3 separate regions of the Homo sapiens genome follow, and all the other regions are linked to region 3. The links are chromatin loops, found by intact Hi-C in ENCODE. Cell type or tissue: endothelial cell of umbilical vein. All regions are shown on one strand.

What was found. Peaks named below come from ENCODE experiments on the same cell type or tissue, not always from the same donor. Only the 100,000 strongest peaks of a DNase experiment are listed, where the experiment ranks them.
Region 1: it touches region 3 in a loop (7-fold over the local background); 4 of 110 quality-filtered maps call a loop at or near these places.
Region 2: it touches region 3 in a loop (5-fold over the local background); 2 of 110 quality-filtered maps call a loop at or near these places.

What each region holds. Positions count from the first base shown.
Region 1 is chr3:183,466,445-183,471,444 of GRCh38, forward strand. No RefSeq gene overlaps it. Among named protein-coding and RNA genes, the nearest start is that of SNORA63E, 15 kb to the left of the region's middle. In endothelial cell of umbilical vein, a CTCF peak has its summit at 3,065; a DNase peak (open chromatin) is centred at 3,077.
Region 2 is chr3:183,283,872-183,288,871 of GRCh38, forward strand. All of the region lies in intron 14 of MCF2L2 (MCF.2 cell line derived transforming sequence-like 2), which reads right to left. It overlaps LOC107986160 (a long non-coding RNA gene), which reads left to right and starts at 2,185. Exons shown (of 3, transcript XR_001741040.3): 1 at 2,185-2,335; 2 at 3,734-3,997. RefSeq lists enhancers at 1,454-2,653, 2,141-2,350, 2,361-2,420. In endothelial cell of umbilical vein, no CTCF peak of the experiment used is centred here; a DNase peak (open chromatin) is centred at 2,120; H3K27ac peaks cover 3,798 bases.
Region 3 is chr3:183,182,491-183,187,490 of GRCh38, forward strand. All of the region lies in intron 27 of MCF2L2 (MCF.2 cell line derived transforming sequence-like 2), which reads right to left. Among named protein-coding and RNA genes, the nearest start is that of LAMP3, 22 kb to the left of the region's middle. In endothelial cell of umbilical vein, a CTCF peak has its summit at 2,293 (motif pointing right); DNase peaks (open chromatin) are centred at 2,311 and 3,411; H3K27ac peaks cover 364 bases.

The sequences.
Region 1 (5,000 bases), 280 kb after region 3:
CAGAATACTTTTTCTGTTTCCTTTTCCAATAATATTCTCTAACTACCTGCAGCCAGTTTAGGGCATCTGTCTTGTCTTTTATATAGTAATAAAACTGAACACATTCTAGTGTAAAAATTCACTTTGCCTTGCTGCGCTGCTCTTATACAACCCCCATTACACTGATTCCCGGTGCCAGTCCATGAGGACATCAAGCTCAGTATCCTCTCAACAAAAGTATTTGAGCATGGAATACTTGGGATTTACTTAGGAGCAAGAGCAGGTTTTCAGACTTGCAGGAATTTGTTTCCAGCTCTCCAAGGGTGCCCACTCGCTTTGCAGCCACAGGCTTGTTTTGACTGATCAGCTGTTTGTCAGTCAGGTCCTTTGCTTCTGTTAACATATGGCTGGCAACAATGATAGCTGTCTTGTAGGCACAATCTAAGGAAGCCATCTCCTTCCATTTTTATAATGTCAGAATTTCATTAAGTGATTCTGCACATTTTGAGAACATTGAAAAATGACCAAAACTTTCATTGTGAAAACCCTCAGTATCACGGTAAGCAAATCACACACCCCACCCTTTTTTTTTTTTTTTTTTTTTTTTGACAGTCTCACTCTGTTGCCAGGCTGGAGTGCAGTGGCGCGATCTCGGCTCACTGCAACCTCCGCCTCCCAGGTTCAAGCAATTCTCCTGCCTCAGCCTCCCGAGTAGCTGGAACTACAGGCATGCACCACCACACCGAGCTAATTTCTGTAATTTTAGTAGAGACAGGGTTTCACCATGTTGGCCAGGATGGTCTCGATCGCTTGACCTCATGATCCACCTGCCTCGGCCTCCCAAATCACACCCCTTTTTAACAGTGTTATGTATACAGGATATGCAGGATTTTTCGCAGGTAAGATCTTTGCATTCTGTTAAGAAGTTCATAAACAGAATCGAGTTTGCCAAAATTATATGTACTATCTGCCAAATATATGCAGAGACAGTCAAAGTCCAGTTGGTATTTATTTGGATAAGATAGCAACAATTTTTGTTTTCTCCCATTTTATGAAAATTTTCACAGAAATAAAGAAGATAATTTCAAACTGCATTTTTCAAACCAAGTACCTACAAACGAGGGAGAACATTTTTTTGTTGCTGCTGCAATTTGATATACTGCTTGATACAGTGTAGAAAACCCCTGTAGTAATATCTGACAGATGGCAGTTCTCCACTGTAAGGGGCCAATATATCCATTATCAAAATTTTCCTCTGGCCTGGGTGTGGTAACTCATGCCTGTAAGTCCACCACTTTGGAAGGCCAAGGCAGAAGAATCGCTTAAGGCCAGGAGTTCAAGATTAGCCGGGGCAACATAGCAAGTGATGAATCACTACTAAAAATTTTAAAATGAGCCAAGTATGGAGGCACATACCTATAGTCCTAGCGACTGGGGAGGCTAAGGCAGGAGGATCACTTGAACCCAGGATGGAGGCTGTGATGAGCTATGATCATGCCAGTGCACTCTAGCCTGGTAACAGAGCAAAACCCTGTCAAAAAAAAAAAATCCCTTTTGCTCACCCTTGGGAGATTTTAGTTGGAACCTGAATCAGTCATCTGAATGTGATTTTATTGGGTCTCACAAAGCAATCAAAGAAATGATAATATATGGTCATTCACGTGTTCTGCCCAAACTTATTTAGCAGCTGCTATTTTCAACTGGTAAGTGTCTTTGGGAGGGGATGAAATTTTTGATTGATTTAGAAGGACTTGCCTGTCTGAGCTCAGACATGTGAGATTCAGTCTTCATATATGCTTTCCCATCCCCTTCTTCACCGCTCTTAATCCCAAATGCTTTTCTGTCTAGTGTGCAGAATGTACTGTCTTGTTTATTTACCTTCCTTATCCTTATTTTGTTGTTGTTGCTGCTGCAATTTGATGTACTGCTTGATACAGTGTAGAAAACAGTCCTTCCATCCATCATTAAAATAACAGTCATTTAACTTTCTTTTATGATGATGTTTATATCATGCTAGCTTTGGTATTGTAATCCTTCTCAGTTTCATTTCCTGAACTCTTAGAAAATATGATCACATTACTCACTGTGTTAAAATTAAACTAGCACTATCTCAATACTAAACACAATAGAGAATCCACAGGCCAAATCAAAGATGAGCTGTTGACACTCACACTTATCATGCACTTAGGTCATGAGTTTAAGTTGCATCACTTAGAGTAATGCACACATGGATGGCATCACTCAGAGTAATGCTCAAATTACTTAGAGTAATGCACAAATCAATTATTGTAAACTGCCAACCCTAATGGCCGACATCAATAACCAGGAGGGAAAAAAAGACCATAGCAACTCTGGAAAGCAGTTAATCTATGCTGTATCTATTCACCACTAAAAACAGTGTTGCGGCCAGGCACGGTGGCTCACGCCTGTAATCCTAGCACTTTGGGAGTCCAAGGCGGGTGGATCATCTGAGGTCAGGAGTTTGAAACCAGCCTGGCCAACATGGCGAAACCCAGTCTCTACTAAAAATACAAAACAATTAGCCGGGCATGGTGGCACATGCCTGTAATTCCAGCTACTTGGGAGGCTGAGGCAGGAGAATCGCTTGAACCCAGGAGGCAGAGGTTGCAGTGAGCCAAGATCGTACCATTGCACTCCAGCCTGGGGAACGAGAGTGAAACTCTGTCTCAAAAACAAAACAAAACAAAACAAACAAAAAAAACCAGTGTTGCTTTCAGGCCTATGGGGGAGGGGCTGCCATATGGATTTATACATTTTCCCCAACTTTCCACGCCCGTTGCTTAAAATTGGGACTGTTCATGTACTGGGAAGGGTTTCCTGGGAACCCTGTGGCCTCACTGGGCACACCCTGGTCTCCACCTGCTTACTGTAGCTTCCTGGATACTGAAGGTTTCTGACTTAAAGGTGCTCTTGATTGTGCATTCATAGATATATAACCGAAACAAAGTTGCACCAAACAATATTTACTCTTGCTATAGGTGATACATATTTTCCTGCTTCGTTTTTTCAATTCTGTTGGTGACTCACAATTCCGTGAACCATTTAGTGGAAACCTGCAATTTGAAGAGAACACCAATAGGGGGATCCAAAGTTCTATCCAACTGTAAAGTGATCCTAACGCTTGATCATTGCCAAAACAAAAATAAACCCCATGGTGAAACCCCATCTCTACTAAAAATACAAAAATTAGCCAAGCGTGGTGGCGGGCGCCTGTAATGCCAGCTACTCGGGAGGCTGAGGCAGGAGAATCACTTGAACCCGGGAGGCAGAGGTTGCACTGAGCTAAGATCACACCACTATGCTCCAGCCTGGGTGACAGAGCAAGACTCCGTCTCAAATAAATAAATAAATAAATAACCCCCAAAGTTCATGTAAGTAGGTAACACTATTCAAAAGAAAAACTAGTGTACTGTAATCAGGGGATATTCTATGACTATCAGAAAAAAATTAATTCATTTAATCATTCCATTCTGATTCCAGTTTTCTCTCTTTGTTGAGGAAATAATGAAACCTGCTCTTCTGAATGTTTCTGTCTTCTTTTTTTTTTTTTTTTGGAGATGGATTCTCGCTCTGTCACCCAGGCTGGAGTGCAGTGGTGCAATCTTGGCTCACTGCACCCTCCACTTCCTGGGTTCAAGTGATTCTCCTGCCTCAGCCTCCTGAGTAGCTGGGACTACAGGCACCTGCCACCATGACTGGCTAATTTTTATATTTTTAGCAGAGATGAGGTTTCACCATATTGGCCAGGCTGGTCTCAAACTCCTAACCTTGTGATCTGCCCGCCTTGGCCCCCCAAAGTGCTGGGATTACAGGTGTGAGTCACCGCACCCAGCCTTCTCTGTCTTCTTTATGGAAAATACACTCAAATTTTAGGTCTCTTGTTCTAGTCTGAACAGGCTCATATGAATTAGGAAATGGGACTGGCGTTCTAATTAAAAATCAATCTGATATTCAGAATGCTCCATGAGTCACATCAGTATTAAAGATGAAACTGAATCAGGCTTAAAAGTCATGGTCATATCACCTGAGGTCAGGAGTTCAAGACCAGCTTGGCCAACGTGGCAAAACACTGCCTCTACTAAAAATTAGCTGGGCATGGTGGAGGGTGCCTGTAATCCCAGCCACTCAGGAGGCTGAGGCAGGAGGATTGCTTGAACCTGGGAGGCGGAGGTTGCAGTGAGCCGAGATCACACTACTGCACTCTAGCCTAGGCAACAGAGTGAGACTCCACCTCAAAAAAAAAAGAAAAAGAAAAGAAAGATAAAACTACCTGTAAATTCTCTGTTACATCAATTTCTACATTTTAATTATTTTTTTCTTTAGTTTGTTGTGATCTATTCCTTTTTAAACAAATATGCTCCTGCTAAAACTAGTCCAAGAGCCATACTGACATGTTTTTAAAAATCACAAATCACTCAGTATTTACTGAAAAGCTTGTAATTTCAACTTCACAGATTTTTCTTAGTAAATCCATTGTAGTAAATGACACTGGGAAGCATAAATGGTTACCATTTAGTAGTAGTGATTTATCCTGTCCACCTAAGTAAGAAGGGAACAACCTAAAGTTTGCACTTATAACCCACATTTTAAGTGTAGAAAATGATATTTTCTCTCAGTTTTTGTATCATTTGTTAATTCAATTTGAGAGCTTCCAATTTGTTTGAACAGAAAATATAAAATTCTACTCAGTAGCTGTCTTGGAGTGTTTGGTGGCTGTGACTTGAGCCAGGAAACTTTACCTCAAGTCATGGGCAAAGATTAGGGGCCATTTGGAGCTATTGTCCCTCTAGACACACACACACACACACACACACACACGCACAGAGCATTTGTATTAGAATTAGTTCTTGATTTAACATTAGTTCAAAGACTTTAAATTCCAACTGAGCATAGGTATGGGACAGAGGGAAAATCTGAATTATTTTATTCTCTCTCACTGCTGGCAACGTAAGACCTACTGTCTAAATTCAACAAGATCCCCACCTATTGCTGAAAGATAT
Region 2 (5,000 bases), 100 kb after region 3:
CCTTGATGTCCTTGTGAGGAATTACTTTCTCTACCACATTATATATTCCTTTTACTGTAGAAACGTCATTCTGCTTTATATTATAAATTATTAGAAATATGTTGTTTCCCCCATGAAAGTTTCAAGTTTCCTGAGTTTAGGCCTGATGATACAATCATTTTCATATGACTCACAGCAATTGCCTTAGTATATATTAAATTGAGCTGAATAAGCCATGTACCCAGTTGAACACACCAAATATTTTAGTGATGTCATTTCTTTATTGGTGAAAGAGCAAGGCCAACGTTGATCTTAATGTTATTCTCTCTTTTATCTTATTCAGCTCCCTCAACAAAAATACATTCTCATAGATTAATGTAATCACCACCTCACTCCTCTCAACTTTAGACCCTATACTAGCCTGAGAAATCCAGATCCAACTTAATGAGTTCTCCTTTATCCCAAGTCCTCATGACCTATAAATGTAACCTCTAGGACAATGTTACAAAGAGTGAGATCTTTATACCACCTGCATTCTTGTCACCAAACGTGTAAGTTAAAAATTCAGATTCTGAGTGTGGTGACTCACGCCTGTAATCCCAGCACTTTGGGAGGCTGAGCCAGGTGGGTCACCTGAGGTCAGGAGTTCGAGACCAGCCTGGGCAACATGGTGAAACCCTGTCTCTACTAGAAATACAAAAATTAGCCAGGCATGGTGACAGGCACCTGTAATCCCAGCTACTCTAGAGGCTAAGGCAGGAGAATCACTTGAACCTGGGAGGCGGAAGTTGCAGTGAGCTGAGATCACTCCATGGCACTCCAGCTTGGGCAACAAAGTGAGACTCTGTCTCCAAAAAAAAAAAAAAATTTAGATTCCAGGACCCGACCCTACACCTCCCTAATTAGAATCTCAGAGAGTGGGGCCCTGGGAATCTGCATAATTCATAACCTTCTCAGAGCTCTGGTACACAAGAAACCATGAGAATCTTTGTTCTGGAAACTTCAGAGAACTTGGCTGAGGGCCACCCCAGGATTTGGTGGCGTCCCTGAATCTCCCATTAGCTCTGACACTGACTAGACTTCAAATATCACAGAAGGCAAGCATTGAAGTGTGTTTATATTCAAATAGTTTTCTTGTTGAGAATCAGAAATATTAATAAAACTTTTGGGAGTCAAAGTAATGAGAAGACAAGGAACTGAACTTGCCCCCTGATCTGTTATCATTTGGCAGTAAGGTACATATTCAACAATAGGATAATTCTGTATAAGACCTGAATCTGACCTTCTTTCATCTTTCACACTGACAATTCTGTCTCTAAACACAGGATTAAATGAGGAACTAAAATTCACCAAGATCCTGCTAGGTGTCAGGTACAGTGCTAGCTGCTTCCACACATTTCTCATTTAATCAGCCACCTGTGAAATTGCTATGATTTATCACCATTTGGCAGAAAAGGACATTTAGGGCACAAGAGATTAAATAAGCTGCTGGTTGGGTACATTAAGTATTAATAAATAATCAGATAGATAAGTTAGGTAGTTAAGTAAGCTGCCAGATTAGTAAACAGCTAGTTTCAAATCCCAGCTCCAACATTTACTAGTTGTATGACCCTTGGGGAAACTCAACCTCTGAGTCTCATGGCACTGCTGATAAAACGGAAAACATCATCCTCACAAGGTTCTGAGGACTAGGGATGGACTCAGGTACACACAGCACCCAGTACAATGTCTGGCCTTCAGCCAGTGATAGCAACCCTTCACTCACCTCTCCATTCCCTTCCAGCCCCTGCATTCAAAAACTTTTATTTATTTATTTTTTTAATTTAGGAGGCTCTTTGCTCAGAATCCTGAAAAGGCTTTTGTTACTTTATTTTTTCTTTTTTTTCATCTTCTGGGAGCACAGAATAGGCTTCTGCTCCTTTAAATAACTTTAACAGGCACCAAAGGAACACTGCTAGCTCTTTCTTAATTCTGTAGGTCCACATTTAGGAAAAAGAAATTGTCAGCCTCTGACTTATTTCCAGCTTACAAAAAGGCTGTGATGTTGGCAGCCCGGGGAAAGCAGTTCCCGTGAGTCATGCTTTCACCTTTCAGCCAGTGAAGAACAGGAAATAGTCACATCACTATTGCCAACAAGCACAGCGAATCGCTTCCACCACCGGGCTTTCCCAGATGACGTCAGTGAGCCAAGTGCAGGGCATCACCCTTGCCAGATGGCCCCGGAAGAGTCTCAGCTGCCCTGTCAAGTTTAGCTTCTCAAGCTCCCCAGAACCAGCATGGCAAGGATCACCCCTCCAGAAAAGGAAATGATTTCTCTGATCATGATCAAACCATGTCATAATTTTAGCTGTAGGTGGTGAGTATCAGTGACTGTATTATAGATGGTTTTGGTTCACAGCTATTTTTTTTCTCGGTATATTTACTCTCAAGGGCAAAGGGGTGGCATTTATCACAATGCTATGATTCACTCTACTAGACTGGCTGGGTTTCATTTCATCTTTGAGTTCTAGACCTAAGGCCAAAAGGATGTCAGAATCGCCACCCAGAGCTAGATGCATGCTCAATGCAACCTGGCCATCTCTCTCGGACAGTGGCCACTAAACACAAGCTGCAATGATTATTGTTGATGTTAGTCAATTGATTTGTCCCCCTTTTAATAATCCATGATCCACACAGACATGAATCTAAACCTTTTTTTTGAACCTATCTTTTTCTTACTAGTTTTCTTACATATTTTGGAATAACAATTTCCCTGGTTATAATACACAATGTGTGAAACACTAATTGCATTTATTGGTCCTAAATTCATTCCCAAGTCTAGGATTTGGGGATTTAGTGCACAAATCCACTTTCTTCCTGCTCATGTTGTTCATGACTTTATGGATTCTGCTTACATTTCCTCCCAAAGCCTTGGTCTTTCTAAGCAGAAATCTGACCAGCCTCTGTTCCTACTCTGCTTCCTCCACCACCTTGACTGTTAACATACACTGTTGTGGGAGAAGCTTTTCATTAAATACGCAAACAAATCAACAATAAGGAAGAAAACAACTGAAGCACAGAAGGATGATTGTAACATGGACTTGTGCTTGTTTAACAGTACCCATACTGTTTGGTGAGTTGCCTAAATACAGAGGGAGATGGCAACTTAACAGGATGGGTTTGGAGTCTGAATTAAATAAACAACATGGCAAAAGAAGGAAGAAACCAAAAGTTGGGTGACTAGGGCTTCTTGGATTCTACTCAACACTTTCCACACCTACAGGCCTCTGATTCTATCCCCACCGCTGCTCCTACACTGTCTATGTTTCTCTTTTACAACAACAACAAAAAAATAGCACTTGTTTACTGTTCACAATTATTGAAATAAATCACTCTAATTTGGATTCCTTTATATGAGAACTTCCATATGCTTAAAACTCCCGTAGCATTTTTATAGTGTACAGGTCATAAACATGTTGTCTGAAGATGGGCAAAGTAGGTCGTAGAGATAGGAAGTGAGTTCACATCACGGCGTGAGTCAAGGCAGCAGCATATGAGCTCAGGGGCCAAATCTGAGCTGTGATCATGTGACACAGTCCTCACCTTCAGAGATGACATTCTCCCAGAAGTCCAGGGTGCAGAAATGGATAGGCTGATGTTCACTTTTGAAGAGGACCACAATGAAACCCTTTTAATATTACTCAATGATTCCACAGACCTCCTGGGTGTTAAATCAGGTGAATCTATTTTTAAAAATTGCTATTTACTTTTTTAGGTGGCTGATCAGGACAGTATGAAATTTCATACAGTTTCCTAACTTGAGAAAACATGGTGATGCAATTCCTCCAACCAGGAGGGATTTATGGACAGCGGTGGCTACGTCCTAATCTGCCCAGAATACAGGATGACTAAACAAATTGGCAAACGGACGCAGCTTTCTCTCTCTCTAAGAAAAGTCTGCTGAGAACCCTCGTTCCCACTCTGTTTCTGCCTCCAAGAAGAAAAGCCTAAAACTCACTTTCTTCCGGACTCTTTCAAGGTCAGTGGAGTTCCTCTGGGGTTCATATTCAGATACTTTGGGGATTGATGATGGATCATAAATGTTGCTGAAGTTCATTTGAGCCCATGGCCTCTGGTTTCAGAACCATTCAGCCAGTCAAATATTTAAATTTTAGTGAGGCAGGGGAAAGGGAACCCCTTCGGGGGCTGCTATACAGCAACTTATATTCACAATTCACAATTAAATACACTTCAGTTTCTAAATATATGTTACTTTAAAATTATACAGTGCTTAGCAATTTTCAAATTTTCATTTTGTGCTCAAAATATTTTCAGGAGGTAGCTGTTGTTATACCCATTTGTACAAGCAAGAAACTGAGGTTTCAAGAGGTTATGTTGCTTAAACCCAGATCTGCCTGATTCCAAACCTTATGCTTTTTTTAAACTTCTATTTTGAAATAATTATATTAAGTCACATGAGGTTGCAAAGAAATGGAAAGTCTCATGTCCCCTTTCTCCAAACCTCATCCAATGTTAACATCTAAGAAATTGACACTGGCACAATCCACAGAGCCTATTCAGGGTTCACCAGTTATTCACGCACTTGTGTGTGTGCATGTGTGTGTGCAGCTCTGTGCAATTTTGTCATGCTCTTTTTTTTTTTTTTTTTTGAGACATAGTTTCGCTCTGTTGCCCAGGCTGGAGTACAGTGGCACAGTCTCTGCTCACTGTAACCTCCAACTTCCAGTTTCAAGCAATTTTCCTGCCTCAGCCTCCTGAGTAGCTGGGATTACAGGCATCTGCCACCACGCCCATCTAATTTTTGTATTTTTAGTAGAGACAAGGTTTCACCATGCTAGCCAGACTGGTCTCAAACTCCTGACCTCGTGATCTTCCCACCTCGGCCTCCCAAAGTGCTGGGATTACAGGCGTGAACCACCGCGCCCGGCCTGTCATGCTCTTTTTATACATGAACCATACACTGTTCTGCCAATTTTAAATATGAAGGCAGATTACAGAAATAAATAAAATGATTTTTCTTT
Region 3 (5,000 bases):
ATATTTACCCTTAGAGTGTGTGAAGTCCTCATCTGTCCCACCTCATCCTATCATGCTTTGTTCTATCCTAGGAGACAAAGCAGGAGGGGGGGCTGCGGAGGTGGGGGAGTCTCATCCAAGCCCTTGGGTGACACGTCTCTCCTGAGACAAACTGCAGCTGCTCTGGGTGTGCCCTCGCCTGTCTCCCTCCAGGCCCCGGGTTCCTGCCAGCAGAGACAGTAACCTATTCACCAGGTATCCCCCAGGGCTCCTGGAAGAAACTCAGAATTCTCAGAACCAGAAAACCTTAGAGAGCATCCTGCAGGCAAAGCCCCTGGTTCTCTGCGGAGGAAAGTGCGGCTCACAGGGTGCCCCGCCAGGGATGGTAATTGACCACCAGGCTGTGTGCCTTGTGGGGACTGGCTTAAGGCCCTGTGGGAGCTGAGTCAGGGCCAGGACCGGGGTGTCCTGACTCCTAGAGATCATGTTCCCTTCCTCACCCAGGCCTTCCAGTCCCAGCCCTGGGCTTTTATTTATTTATTTTGGAGACAGAGTCTGGCTTGTCACCCAGGTTGGAGTGCAGTTGTGTGATCACGGCTCACTGCAGCCTTGACTTCCTGGGTTGAACTGATCCTCCCACATCAGCCTCCTGAGTAGCTGGGACCACAGGCACATGCCACCACACCCAGCTAATTTTTGTATTTTTTGGTAGAGATGGGGTTTTACCATGTTGGCCAGGCTGGTCTTGAACTCCTGAGCTCAACTGATCTGCCCACCTCAGCCTCCCACAGTGCTGGGATTACAGATGTGAGCCATCATGCCCACCTCCTGGGCTGACTTTTGCTGTCTTACATCATCTGCATATTTAATCCCCTGCTGGATTCACTGGTCATGGGCTCTGAGGCCCTAAGAGTCTTAGGCACTAAGGAGCTGGCAGCACTGAGGGGACCCCAAAATCTCAGACTCAGGATCTGGCCAGTCACAGGCATGTGAGGGAACAACTGAGAGGCCCATTGCCCCATGGCAGGAGAAGGTGCTCTGGAGTCAGTCAGACCTGAGGGCAGTCAGACCTGATTCTCACTCTGTCACTCACTAGCTGTGTGATCTTGGATACATCACTTAACCTCTTGAGCATCAGCTTCCTTATCTCTAAAATGGAGATAATAACATCGATTTTGCAGTCTTGGTATGAGGATTAGCAAATCTTCTGATAAAGAAAAATGCCTGGTACATCATAGGAATTCAACAAATAGTACCTGTTATGATTATTGTGTATAGCAATTACAATAATACTAAAGAGAGGGTCTCAAAACAGCTCTGGGCACTCCAGGTGTGCTATTATTACTTACATTTCAGGGAGGTTTGTCTGCCATTGTCTCATCCTCATAAACACTCAGGGAAAGAAACATTATAAGGATAATAAATGGCTTTAAAAAGAAACAGAGCAAACACACACACACACACACCCCTCAGAAAAACCATGCCAAACACACAGGCTCTTGACAAATATTCAATCTGATTATAGCAAAACTGTTTTGTTTTGTTTTGTTTTTTTGTTTGTTTTTGAGACAGGGGTCTCGCTCTGTCGCCCAGGCTGGAGTGCAGTGGCGTGATCTTGGCTCACAGCAACCTCCTTCTCCCGGGTTCAAGCAATTCTCCTGTCTCAGCCTCCAGAGTAGCTGGGACTACAGGCACATGCCACTATGCCTGGCTAATTTTTGTATTTTTAGTAGAGACAGGGTTTCACCATATTGGTCAGGCTGGTCTCGAACTCTTGATCTCAGGTGATCCACCTGCCTTGGCCTCCCAAAGTGTGAGATTACAGGCGTGAGCCACCATGCCCAGCTGATTATAGCAAAATTCTAAGTGATAGTTGTATTCTTGGAAAATGAATGGAACGACTTTTGTCCCAGCCAAGATCTAGTGGTGTGTTGGAGCAGATACACCCTGAGTCTCTGGGGCACTCTCAGTCTATGTATCAGATAAGCATAAGGAGTATTGGTGGAGAAGGACAAGAATGGGAAAGGTGGGCGATGAGAATTCCTGCAGATAAGGACTGGTGAGAGTATTCTCTTTTGAAACCCTTAGTCGACAATCTTTCTGGTGCATATCAGATAAGCTGAATGGTTTAGGAAATCTAGTGTTCACATTTAGTGCTTAGAATTCTAAGCTTTTTTATTTTGCTTAAACAAATGGAATGAAATTTATTAACAAGTGAACCTAGTAATGAGCTGAAATTATTCTCACCAGCATACATATTTTTGGTAAATTATAGACTTTGAAGACAAAATCATGGTGTTTCCCTTACTGTCCAGTGGATGGCACAAAGAGACCATTGTAGATCCTGCTGGTTCAGCGGTAGCTCTCAATCCATAGATATTAAATGGGCAAATTCTATTTTTATTGTCTTTCAAACTAGATTTTTCTCAATGCACAACTTTTTTTTTCTTTTTCTTTTTTTTTTTTGAGACGGAGTCTCGCTCTATTGCCAGGCTGGAGTGCAGTGACACGATCTCGGCTCACTGCAACCTCCGCCTCCCGGGTTCAAGTGATTCTCCTGCCTCAGCCTCCTGAGTAGCTGGGGACTACAGGCGCATGCCACCATGCCCAGCTAATTTTTTTGTAATATCAGTAGAGACAGGGTTTCACCATGTTGGCCAGGATGGTCTCGATCTCCTGACCACGTGATCCGCCCACCTTGGCCTTCCAAAGTGCTGGGATTACAGGCGTAAGCCACCGCGCTTGGCCAATTATGCACAACTTTTTAAGGACCATCTCTATCACATGAACTAAAGGATATCATTTTCACTTGGGGGTGGGAAGTGGTGAGCTGCTTAAAAGCAATGCCTAAACCCCCTGGGCTTTCCTTCCTTTCACTTGGAAGAACCAGGGGGTAACTAACTGCTAACAATTCCATGCTTTCAGAGATCTAGGCGCAAGCCTAAGGGCTTCATCTCATTTAATCCTCATGGCAAGACTGTACAGTATTATCTCCATTTTGTAAAATGAATGATAAAAAGAACTTAAGCACAGACAGGCTATAGAATCCATCCAAAGAGATGGAGCTGCACTTGAGGCTGGGTCTTTGAGACCTGAGTTTGAGCCCTTCATCATTGTGTTGTGTGTGCTGCTAACCAATTTCCCCTCTCTGTCTTCTAGGATTTAATACATGGTGTCACATTCTGTCTGATCCATCCCAGTAGCTCTCCAGAGCTCCCAACAGGAGAGAGTTCCAAAATGTTTCCAGGGGTACTAGGCTCGGTTACAATATTTTGCTTGGTGGCCCAGAGTATAAACGTGGATATCTTAGGCTGGTCTATAGCTGAAACGTCTATTTCATTTGCAAGCCTATCTTTGGCTAAGAGGAAGTGAATCATTCTTGAGAACATCTAATTAATTGCTTTCAGATTCCACATGTTGACATTCTCAGGGCACATTTTTTTTTTCCCGTGCATTTCTGTTGTCAAAGTCCCTGCCAGCTCCTAAGGCAGTCTGAGCTGGCTGTCTTAGACTTTCAGAGCTGCTGGAAGCTTGGGGGAGGGAGGGGCTGTAGGTCAAAGAAACTTTATAACCTAGCTTTACCTCCCAGCTCAGCCACCAGCTGCCCTCAAATGTTCTGGATTGGAATAAGCCCAAAGATGAGTGGCAGGAGGGAAGGGCAAGCCAATACGTCTAGTTTGGTTCAGTCAAAGCCTTGCCCATTTCATCAGAATTTTAATGGAAAATTTCCAATAAGATTAAAATATAAGGTCACCCCAATTTTAGTATGGCTCCATTTAAAAAAAATCATGCATATCTTTGTTTTGCAATGGGGCCTTACTCTTGCCCAGGAGAGGTGCGGTGGTACAATCATGGCTTACGGCAGCCTCAACCTCCTGAGCTCAAGCAATCCTTTCACCTTGGCCTGCCAAATAGCTAGGATTACAGACACCCACCACCATGCCCAGCTAATTTTTAAAAAAAATTTTTTGTAGGTCCAGTGCAGTGGCTCATGCCTGTAAATCTCAGCACTTTGGGAGGCCGAGGCAAGCGGATCACCTGAGGTCAGGAGTTTGAGACCAGCCTGGCCACAATGGTGAAACTGCCGTCTCTACTAAAAACACAAAAATTAGCGAGGTGTGGTGGTGGGCACCTGTAATCCCAGCTACTCGGGAGACTGAAGCAGGAGAATCAATTGAACCTGGGAGGTGGAGGTTGCAGTGAGCCAAGTTCGTGCCATTGCACTCCAGCCTGGGCAACAAGAGTGAAACTCCGTCTCAAAAGTTTTTGTGGAGATGGGGTCTTGCGATATTGCCCAGGCTGGTCTCAAGCTCCTGGATATCAAGTGATCCTCCTGCTTTGGCTTCCCAAAGTGTTGGGATTACAGGCATGAGCCACCACAACTGACCAAATCATGCATTTCTATAGACAACGTCTGCAAGAAGATATTAATGGTGATTATATCTGGTTATGTTGGATTTGTATTTTTATTTGTACTTTCCTGTATTTTCTAAATTCCTGACATTCTACATGTGTACTCCTTTAATAATCAGAAAAGGAAACTTAAAATAGTTAAAACCAATTGGTCAGATATGTAAAATAACCCACCATCTCTCCAGAGAGGGCTGTTTGCTAGAACTTATTTTCTTCATTGAAATACTAGAGTGCCCCAATAAGTTTGAATAACACAAAAAAAAAGATAATGAAAGTAACTAAATTATCTAGGCCCAAAAGGAAATGCCACAAAAATTGGCAAAGAAACAACCATGACGTGCTATACCGGATAGCTCCTAGGCCCCCTTGGAGACCCTGAGGTACCCGACGAGGGACCTGTAGTAAGGCTGGCAGACAGGTTCTTCCTCTGTTAGCTCTGAGGTACAACAGTTATTCTCATTTTTATGTCTTTCACATGGCCAGAACTTTGCAAATCAGAGGCAAAGTGAATTCAGAATTAAAAATTTTCAGCACCATCCAAGTCAGTAAAACAGTCTTAGCTTATAACCTTTATTTTTTTTATTATTTTATTATTTTTTTATTTTTGG